2 separate regions of the Homo sapiens genome follow, and region 2 is linked to region 1. A link is a contact called in ENCODE Hi-C or POLR2A ChIA-PET data. All regions are on one chromosome and are shown on one strand. Each heading gives the region's core, a stretch centred on a gene start or an enhancer-like site at or near the end of the contact. The rest is flanking DNA. Distances are from core to core; before and after follow the strand shown. Region 1 holds the start of ARL8B (ARF like GTPase 8B). Region 2 has its middle 44 kb from the start of BHLHE40-AS1.

Region 1 (4,534 bases), core at 1,405-3,904:
CTGTGCTCGACTCTGTCTCAAAATCAAATAAACAAACAAACTAAGTCCCCTCAACTGACTAAACAGATCCTTCCTGGACAAAGAGATCCTAGGAAAATCTTTTTTTTTTTTCTTGAGACGGAGTCTCGCTGTCGCCCAGGCTGGAGTGCGGTGGCGCCATCTCGGCTCACTGCAAGCTCTGCCTCCCGGGTTCCCGCCATTCTCCTGCCTCAGCCTCCCGAGTAGCTGGGACTACAGGCGCCCGCCACCGTGCCCGGCTAATTTTATGTATTTTTAGTACAGATGGGGTTTCACCGTGTTAGCCAGGATGGTCTCGATCTCCTGACCTTGTGATCCGCCCACCTCGGCCTCCCAAAGTGCTGGGATTACAGGCGTGAGCCACCGCGCCCGGCCTATCCTAGGAAAGTCTTAAAAACTGAGTTCCTTCCCTCCACAAGATGGGAAGTCAGTCACACCTGGTTATACCTCCTCCCTTATGTCGTTTAGAAACAACAAACGACCGGCCGGGCGCGGTGGCTCAAGCCTGTAATCCCAGCACTTTGGGAGGCCGTAGGCGAGCGGATCACGAGGTCAGGAGATCGAGACCATCCTGGCTAGCAGGGTGAAACCCCGTCTCTACTAAAAATACAAAAAATTAGCCGGGCGTGGTGGCGGACGCCTGTAGTCCCAACTACTCGGGAGGCTGAGGCAGGAGAATGGTGTGAACCCGGGAGGCGGAGCTTGCAGTGAGCCGAGATCGCATCACTGCACTCCAGCCTGGGCGACAGAGCGAGACTCCGTCTCAAAAAAAAAAAAAAAAAAAAGAAAGAAACAACAAACGACCAACATTAACGTTAAAATAGAGATCACAAGACTGACAGAACAGACTCTTTGTGACAATTAGATACCAAATTATAAACAGGACCTAAGGCCATACTAGGCAAGAGTTAAATGACTAAGTGCAAGGTTTCTCTTTTTCTCTACCAGCTAAACCAGCACTGGCCTGGAGATAAACACAATTAAAACAGTTACAACTCTCTGCCAGATGCAGGCTAACTGACCTGTTCCACAAGCCTAACTATGGCTTTGATTAGACAAGAGACTGATTTCTGTAACTTTCTCCTGTTAAGAGACAACTAACCATGCATCCATGCATTGGTTCTGGCTGGCTTTTTCTTTTCTTTCTTTCTTTTTTTTTTTTTTGAGATGAAGTCTCGCTCTGTCACCCAGGCTGGCGTGCAGTGGCATGACCTCGGTCACTGCAACCTCTGCCTCCCGGAGTCAAGCGATTCTCCTGCCTCAGCCTCCAGCATAGCTGGGATTACAGGCGCGTGCCACCATGTCCCGCTAATTTTTGTATTTTTAGTAGAGACGGGGTTTCACCATGTTGGTCGGGCTGGTCTTGAACTCCCAACCTGAGGTGATCTGCCCGCCTTGACCTCCCAAAGTGCTGGGATTACAGGCATGAGCCACTGCACCCGGCCTGGGCTAATTTTTTGTATCTTTAGTAGAGACGGGGTTTCACCTTGTTGGCCAGGCTGGTCTCAAACTCCTGACCTCCTGATCCACCTGCCTCAGCCTCTCAAAGTGTTTGGATTACAGGCTGTGAGCCACCGCGCCCAGCCCAGTTCTGGCTGGTTTTACAGAGGCCAAGCACTTCAATACCTTTCCCGTCCCTGATTCACTTTCTGATGTGGAGGGCCTGATTATAATACTTTTACTTTATTTATTTTTTAATTGTTGTTTTTTGAGACGAGGGTCTCACTCTATCACCCAGGCTGAAGTGCAGTGGCATGATCTCAGCTCACTGCAACCTTCGCCTCCTGGGTTCACACAATTCTCCCACCTCGGCTTCCCAAGCAGCTGAGGCTACAGGTGCATGCCACCACGTTCGGCTAATTTTGTATTTTTAGTAGAGATGGGGCTTCACCATGTTGGTCAGGCTGGTCTCAAACTCCTGACCTCAGGTGATCTGCCCACCTTTGCCTCCCAAAGTGCTGGGATTACAGGCATGAGCCACCGCGCCCTGCCTGATTATAATACATTTAAATGTTAAGTCGCCACCCCAAATGAACATAGGTCATATGCAACATACAGATTTGTTCACTATGTGTGTAAGACCACCTTCATACATATTAATAGCTCCTTCCATAAGTTAAATATGTTTACTTGGCCAACTCCTCAATATAAATTCTTGTTGCACCCTTCCCTCTCTCAAAGTGCTTACTTTTGTTTTTTTTGGCCCGAGGCTGCACGTCCTGCCTACAGCTTATAATCCCCTTCTTAAGAAATAATGCTCTCCTTTCTAAATTTATAAACGGTGTCATTTTTAAGTTAACACTATCTTTTGCTACTACCAAAAATGTAGGACAGGAATTTTTATTCCACGCCAACTCTTCCAGAGTCTTGAAGTCTTCCTGCAGATTGTTAATGAACAATTATAGCAAAAAATGAATGAATGAATTAACGAATGTATAAGTGGATGAATGACGAATGAACCAACAATGAATGAATGTAGAGAAAGCCTCAAGGGGGCCCGAGGGTACGCTGTGCTGCGGAGCATGCCCACCAGGTGGCGATGCCAGCGGCGGGCGGGCCTGGCCGGATTGGCCGCGCCGCTCTTGCCGTGGGTGCCGACGGCGGCGCCGGGACGGGCGTGGGGGGTAGGGCGAGTCATATGATCCGCTCGGCTTCCTGGGTCTGGCTGCTGCCGCCCGCCGGTGTCCGCCCGTGTCGCGCCGGGGCACCAAGGAGCCGTTGGAGGGTCCGGGCGGAGGCCCGCTCGTGTGGAAGTCGTCGACGCCGCCGCTCGTCCGTCCTCCCGTCCGTTCTCGCTCCCGGCCGCCATCATGCTGGCGCTCATCTCCCGCCTGCTGGACTGGTTCCGTTCGCTCTTCTGGAAGGAAGAGATGGAGCTGACGCTCGTGGGGCTGCAGTACTCGGGCAAGACCACCTTCGTCAATGTCATCGCGGTGAGCGCCCGCCCACTCACTCGCCCGGGGCTCCGCAGCCAGGAGTCCGGCCCGGCGCTTCTCCAAGGCCTGAGTTGGGGCCCCCCTCGGCGCGATGGGACTGATGGCGGGGGGCGTGCGAAGCTGGGCCTGTCATCTCCCGAGGGCCAGCATTTGGAATTTCCCGCGTGTTGGCGGCGCGGGGAGTAGCACTGAGATCGGCAGCGGAAGGGTTAAGTCAGTGTAGACATTTTCCAAGGGCTGTGTCCTCAACGCCGCGGGGGCTCGGAAAGAGTTAAATTGAACTCGTCACATTTTTAAAGCGCTTGGGGATTGGGGTTTCCCTTGGGTTTGCCCAGTAGGGGCAGCCAAAGAGTTAAGTCCAGTCTGTCACTTTCCCAAAGGGTGGGATTTGGCAAATCCGTCAGCCGTACGAGAAAGCGTAAGCATTAAGAGCCTCTCTTAAGTTGCCACTTTGGACCAATAGACCCATTGTGAAAGCGGGAGACCAGTGTGAGCGCCTTCCTGAATTCTGTGGGCCGCTGGTCCCATCTAATTCAGTTACTTGTTTTCACCCGTCCCCCAGGCGCGGAGACCAAGCTCATTGCTGAGCTCCAGCTAGCCCACAATACATAGTATTTATTAAGCTAAGAGTTAATTGTCTTAAGCGACTAGATAAGATGGATCTGCAGTTAGCATAAAGTTAACTACCCTGCGAAAGAGGAGTTGGTCTTTAAATGGTGTTTTTCACTTGAAGAGAAAAGAAGGTACTGGGCAGGAACATAGCTTAGCAGGCCTAGGGAATGGGTGGAAGGAAAATTGCACTGAGGACTTACATAGAATGTGGTGTTTGTTCAGCAATGATTGAGTAGAAAGGTGATTGTTTCGTTTTGCTTGTTTGGTTGGTTGGGAAATAAATAGGAGTGAAAGATTTCGCCTCGATCTTTATTTAGAGCCCAAGAGTTGTTGTGACTCAGTTTTAGCTGGTAGTGGCTTGTACACGCCAGGGGAGTTTTAGAACTGTTCTGAAGAGAGATGGCAGCAGTTCTTCCACCTTTTCGATGACTGTTGAAATCCTGAAGATTAGCTGTCCGACTGGTTAGGTTACACAAGATGATTCAAACACAGCTTTCATGTTTGAGAAAATAGGTAACTTGTGATTCTTAGTCCTTGCACTAATAAAGCAACAGGAATGAGTAAGTCTTGGAGAAAAAGAGATTAGCAGAAACCCCAAAGTCCTTTGAAGAATGATGTATATAAGGAAGATTTACCTGCTTGTTGTTCGGCTCCTTTTCTAGTAGTATTATTATTAATTTTTTTTCTTGAGACGGAGTCTCGCTTTGTCCCCCAGGCTGGAGTGCAGTGGCGAGATCTCAGCTCACTGCAACCTCCACCTCCCAGGTTCAAGCGATTTTCCTGCCTCCACCTCCTGCGTAGCTGGGATTACAGACGTCCTCCACCACGCCCGGCTAATTACTTTTAGTAGAGATGGGTTTTGCTTTGTTGCTCAGGCTAGTCTCAAAACTCCTGACCTCATGTGATCCGCCCGACTCGGCCTCTTAAAATGCTGGGATTGCAGGTGTGAGCCACCGCGCCTGGCCTCC
Region 2 (4,829 bases), core at 1,015-3,514, 99 kb before region 1:
GAGGGCGCCTGTAATCCCAGCTGTTCGGGAGGCTGAGGCAGGAGAATCGCTTGAACATGGGAAGTGGAGGTTGCAGTGAGCTGAGATCGCGCCACTGCACTACAGCCTGGATGACGGAGTGAGTCCCTGTCCAAAAAAAAAGGGCAGGTGGGGGGAAGAAAGAGAAGGAAAAAAAGGAAGGAAGGAAAGAAAGAAGGAAGGAAGGGAAGGAAGGAAGGAGAAAGCTAGGACCTTTTGAAGTGCCCAAAGAAAGAAAAAGATGGAGGAAAGTAAGAAAAGAAGTGAGTGGAAGAACGGATGAAGGGAACTAGATTGATTGCATAGCTAATATGTTGTGGGCGTTTCACTGTTTCAGTATTTTTCCTTTTCCTCCTCTTCTGCCACTTTCTTCTTCTCCATGTCATGTCCATTTTTCAGGCATGGAGAGGGAAGGTCAGAGAGGCTGCCTTGAGTCAGAGCACCCTGGGTTGGAGTGTCCCTAGCTAGCTTAGTGACCTTGAGGAGGTCACTTAATCTGTCTGATCTTCAGCTTCCTCATCTATAAGAAGGAGAAAATAACTCTTTTGCAGAGCTGTGGAGTAACGAGATTAATATATGTAACACCTAGCACATGCCGAGCGCTCAAAACATGCTAGTTACCCGCACGGTTACTTTTAAGTAAGTTGCCCAAGGCCACACAGCTAATGAAGAGCCGACATTTTGACTCAGGCCTGTTGAGTCCAGAGCGCTCGTATTCCACCACATCAGACTGACTCACTAGGTAGTGACAAATCAGGAAAGTGCCACATAAACTATAAACCCTCTCTCCCACAGGCATACATTTGCACAGAGGGAGTGACACCCATTGTTTTTGCCTGCCCAGCAACCATTCCTTTTTATTCTGGAAACATCATCTTATGGCTTTAACACCATCTCCAGGTCTAGGGAGGAATATGTGACTCAAGCCAGGCTGGCCAGGGTTAATCCTGATATTTTTGTTGAGAAGAAAGATCTCTTTCTAATGAGGTTGTTAAGCTCACAAAAGGTAAGACTAGAGCTACTGGGACAATTCCTTGTCATCTTATAGGCAGGCAGAGCTGAAAGATTAAAAAAACAACAAATCTCTAACACTAGCATTTGGGCACCTGGAAACAGCTATGCCTGAAGCCATCAGCTGGATCTTTTTTTTCCCCCTGTAGCTAATTTGAATCCAGTTTCTGTCTTGCAACTAAGAGTCCTCACTGACTAATTTGAGGCTTGCCTGATACCGAGGCTCATGTACCTTAAACCATCCCAGATTGACTCAACAGTATAGAGCCTAAAGAGAAAAAAGGAAAAACAAATAAAGCAAATACTTTCTCTTTCTCATTTCCTTTCATCTTATATAGATATGGTACCTCTGCTAACAATTGCTGGATGAGTGTACAAACATGTCCAAGACAATCCCTTCACATTACTACTTGTTAATGATCTCATTACCTGCATAAACATCATGATTCTTTGTGTCAGTATCATAGTTGTCCGTATCAAACCTGTGTCAATTCCATGAAAATATATCAAGCTCCATTTCTGGTGCCCCTTTGAGAAAACTAGAGTTGGTGAGACATAAGTAAGAATATACATTTTTCTTTTTCTTTTTTTTTTTTTTGAGATGGAGTTTCCCTTTTGTCACCCACGCTGGAGTATAGTGGCACAATCTCGGCTCACTGCAACCTCTGCCTCCTGGGTTCAAGCGATTCTCCTGCTTCAGCCTCCTGAGTATCTGGGATTACAGGCCTGTGCCACCACACCTGGCTAATTTTGTATTTTTAGCAGAGACAGGGTTTCACCATGTTGGCCAGGCTGGTCTCGAACTCTTGACCTCAAGTGACCCACCCACTTTGGCCTCCCAAAGTGCTGGGATTACAGGCGTGAGGCACTGTGCCCGCCCGAGAATCTGTGTTTTTCACTCATAGTTTGGGATTGTTCTTGCAGCTGAATACCTCTGAAATAATAATCAATGAATATTTCATTCAATAAATATTTACTATCCTCTTCCGTGTGCCAGTCTCCTAAGTTGTCTTAGGATAATAATTATTATCCTAAATCATCCCATTACTTCTTAGATATTTAGCATTCCAACAAACAGAAAACGAGCTCTCTCCTCTCCCTTCCCAAGGGTTTATGTCTTTCATCTCCTCCTTGGCTATCCAGGTTTCGACCTCGGAGTTGGCTTTAGCTGCTGGAGCCTTCCTGAACCCATCTGTTGGGATATTGAGTCACTGAGTCATAAAGAGGAATGTTTCTCACTAAACATCACACCAGAACAGATAGACTTCCAGCTGAGCCAGCTGGTGACCTGGCCGCCCCTGAGTGGAGAAAATGGGAGACGTGGGAGTTGGAAGGCACACCACGCAGACGGTCACCTCATGGTGACGTCACCTGCCAAACCGGTGACTCACCTCCCAATTCTCCCCTCTACCAGCCATATCTTGCTCACTTGGAATACCTGAGGGGAATACCAGCCTCCTGTGTTTAGTGAAAACACACGCTCGTGAGCTATTTTTTAAAGGCATGATGTTTTCTTGCTTTCAAGTGCAGGCCTGGGTTAAGACTGCTTCTGCTTTAATAAGTACCCAGGAGTCTGCTTTTAAAGAAAGACTTGGATAAGCATGGGGATTGCTATGTGGGTTACCTTTTTTTTCTTAAAATTTTTCATTGTAGTAAAATATGCATAACACATAATTTACCATTTTAACTTTTTTTTTTTTGGAGACAGAATTTCCTCTGTTACTGAAGCTAGAGTGCAGTGGTGTGATCACCGTTCATCGCAGCCTCACCCTCTAGGGCTCAATCAATCCTCCCACCTCAGCCTCCCACGAAGCTGGGACTACAGGCATGTGCCCCGACACCCAGCTAATTTTTTTTATTTTTTGGAGAGATGGGGTTTCACTATGCTGCTCAGGCTGGTCTCAAACTCCTGGGCTCAAGCGATCCACCCATGTCAGCCTCCCAAAATCCTGGGACTACAGGCGTGAGCCACCTTTTAACCATTTTTAAGTGCACAATTCAGAGGCATTAAGTACATTCACAACGTTGTGCAACCATCACTACCCATTCCTAGAGCTTGTTCAGCATCCCTTCAATTCATCACCAATTAAATTGTTCATTGAATTCTAATCAAACGAGAACTCCCCACTCCTCTCTCCCTCCAGCCCCCGGTACCTCTACTCTACTTCTGTATGTATAAATTTGTCTAGTCTAGGTGTTCCATATAAGTGGAATCATACAATACCGTCCTTTTGTGTCTGACTTATTTTACTTGGCATCATGTCTTCAACATTCATCATATTGTAGCACTTACCAGAATTTCATTCCTTTTTAAGGCTGAATAATATTTCATTGTATGTACATACTAGATTTAGTTTATCCATTCATTTATTGTTTTCACATCTCAGCTATTGTGGGTAGTTTACTTTCGAGTCCCTAAAGATCATTTGTTCTCTTTACTAGTTAGAAATTCTTCTTTAGAAAGATTCTCAGAGTTCACCTGTAGACTGGGACTAAGATGACCAGTTCTAACTACTTCTCAGGGGTATTGTGAAGATAAAGTTAACTCCTGGGTAGGAAAATGCTTTATAAATACTAAAATGTGTCTACGGTCATACTATCCTGAATGCACCCTATCTCGTCTAAATTCTAAAACGCCCCACAAAAATATTTTTACTTTGTTTGTACTATTTGCTTAGCTTTTCCCCGCAAGCAGAAAAAAAAAAAAAAAAAAAGAGAGAACACGACCCTAGGCTCCTTTCAAATTATAATAAAATCTAGACGGAAATGGTCCAAATGAATGAGGTTTTCCTGGGATGTTTGTATACACTGCAGTCTCTCCATTCTTTCCAAAGCCGAGTACAAGTGCATTAAGTGCTTACATGGACCAGGACGCTATTCTGCTCATTACTGAGCATTAATTTACAGCTCTGGGACATGGACAAGTTACTTCGCCTCTGTGCCTCGGTCTCTTCATCTGCAATGTAGGGACCAAAGTGATAGAACTGACCTCATAGGGTTGTTGTATCAAATGAGGTAATAATGGTAGTGGCTTTGGCACAGCGTTTGGCATACAGTAGGCCTCAATGCTAGTTGCATTGCTGTTATTATGTGTTTCTTATTTGGAATTACTTTTATCCTCATCTCACATTTTTAACACATAATTCAAGATTAAATGCATGGTCTTAAAAATGCACTAAAAAAGCATCAATTCCAAAGAAAAAGGGCCATGTCTGTCATGTTAATTGATGTTTTGCAAGGCTGCCTGGTAATGGTACAGACTTCTAGTTTAGGACTCAGATTTGATTTTACTTCCCAGCTGGTCTCACATTAACTGGGTATTCTACTCTGTAAAATGGGGATAACACCTACCTCATAAGGTTGTGTTGAAGCCACAAGTTCATGCCCGTGCAGCTTTGCAAGGCTTAATACGTGCTGGCTAGCGCTGTTATTATCCGTCTCTCTTCACCTGGCACGCTCGGGGTACTCAGGAAATACTTGCCAAAAGTAATTAAAACAAACATTGCAGCCGGGTGTGGTGGGTCGCACCTGTAATCCCAGCACTATTCGAGGACAAGGCGGGCGGGTCACTTGAGGTCAGGAGTTCGAGACCAGCCTGGCCAACATGGTGAAACATTGTCTCTATTAAAAATACAAAAAAAAAAAAAAAATTAGCTGAGCGTGGTGGTATGCACCTGTAATACCAGCTACTGGAGAGGCTGGGACAAGAGAATGGATTGAACCAGGGAGGCGGAGGTTGCAGTGAGCCAAGATCGAGACACGGCACTGCAGCCTGAGTGACAAATCAAGACTCTGTCTCA

What was found. Hi-C counts contacts between places; a loop is a spot of excess contacts on that map. ChIA-PET counts read pairs that join two places held with the same protein, here RNA polymerase II (POLR2A). Pooled maps may share reads with other maps.
Region 2: a map of mammary epithelial cell shows a loop between it and region 1 (12-fold over the local background). The contact joins the enhancer-like site here to the promoter of ARL8B in region 1. A Hi-C loop is called at or near these places in 5 of 168 maps with a recorded cell type or tissue (B cell, CD14-positive monocyte, PC-9 and 2 more), 1 of 37 single-sample maps with no recorded cell type and 16 of 50 pooled maps. POLR2A ChIA-PET finds 5 or more read pairs at or near these places in 6 of 52 experiments (A549, HEK293, MCF 10A and 3 more).

What each region holds. Positions count from the first base shown.
Region 1 is chr3:5,119,638-5,124,171 of GRCh38, forward strand. It overlaps ARL8B (ARF like GTPase 8B), which reads left to right and starts at 2,655. Exons shown (of 7, transcript NM_018184.3): 1 at 2,655-2,951. The coding sequence starts at 2,829. LOC124906212 (a long non-coding RNA gene) reads left to right here and starts at 3,422. Exons shown (of 2, transcript XR_007095800.1): 1 at 3,422-4,079. RefSeq lists a silencer at 2,461-2,720.
Region 2 is chr3:5,021,132-5,025,960 of GRCh38, forward strand. No RefSeq gene overlaps it. Among named protein-coding and RNA genes, the nearest start is that of BHLHE40-AS1, 44 kb to the left of the region's middle. RefSeq lists a cis regulatory region at 698-896 and enhancers at 1,589-2,788, 2,236-2,605. Within about 2 kb of position 2,265, at least 18 of the 41 ENCODE cell types and tissues checked have a DNase peak (open chromatin) inside an H3K27ac peak, as active enhancers do; they include PC-9, endothelial cell of umbilical vein and mammary epithelial cell, where a contact is called at or near this core.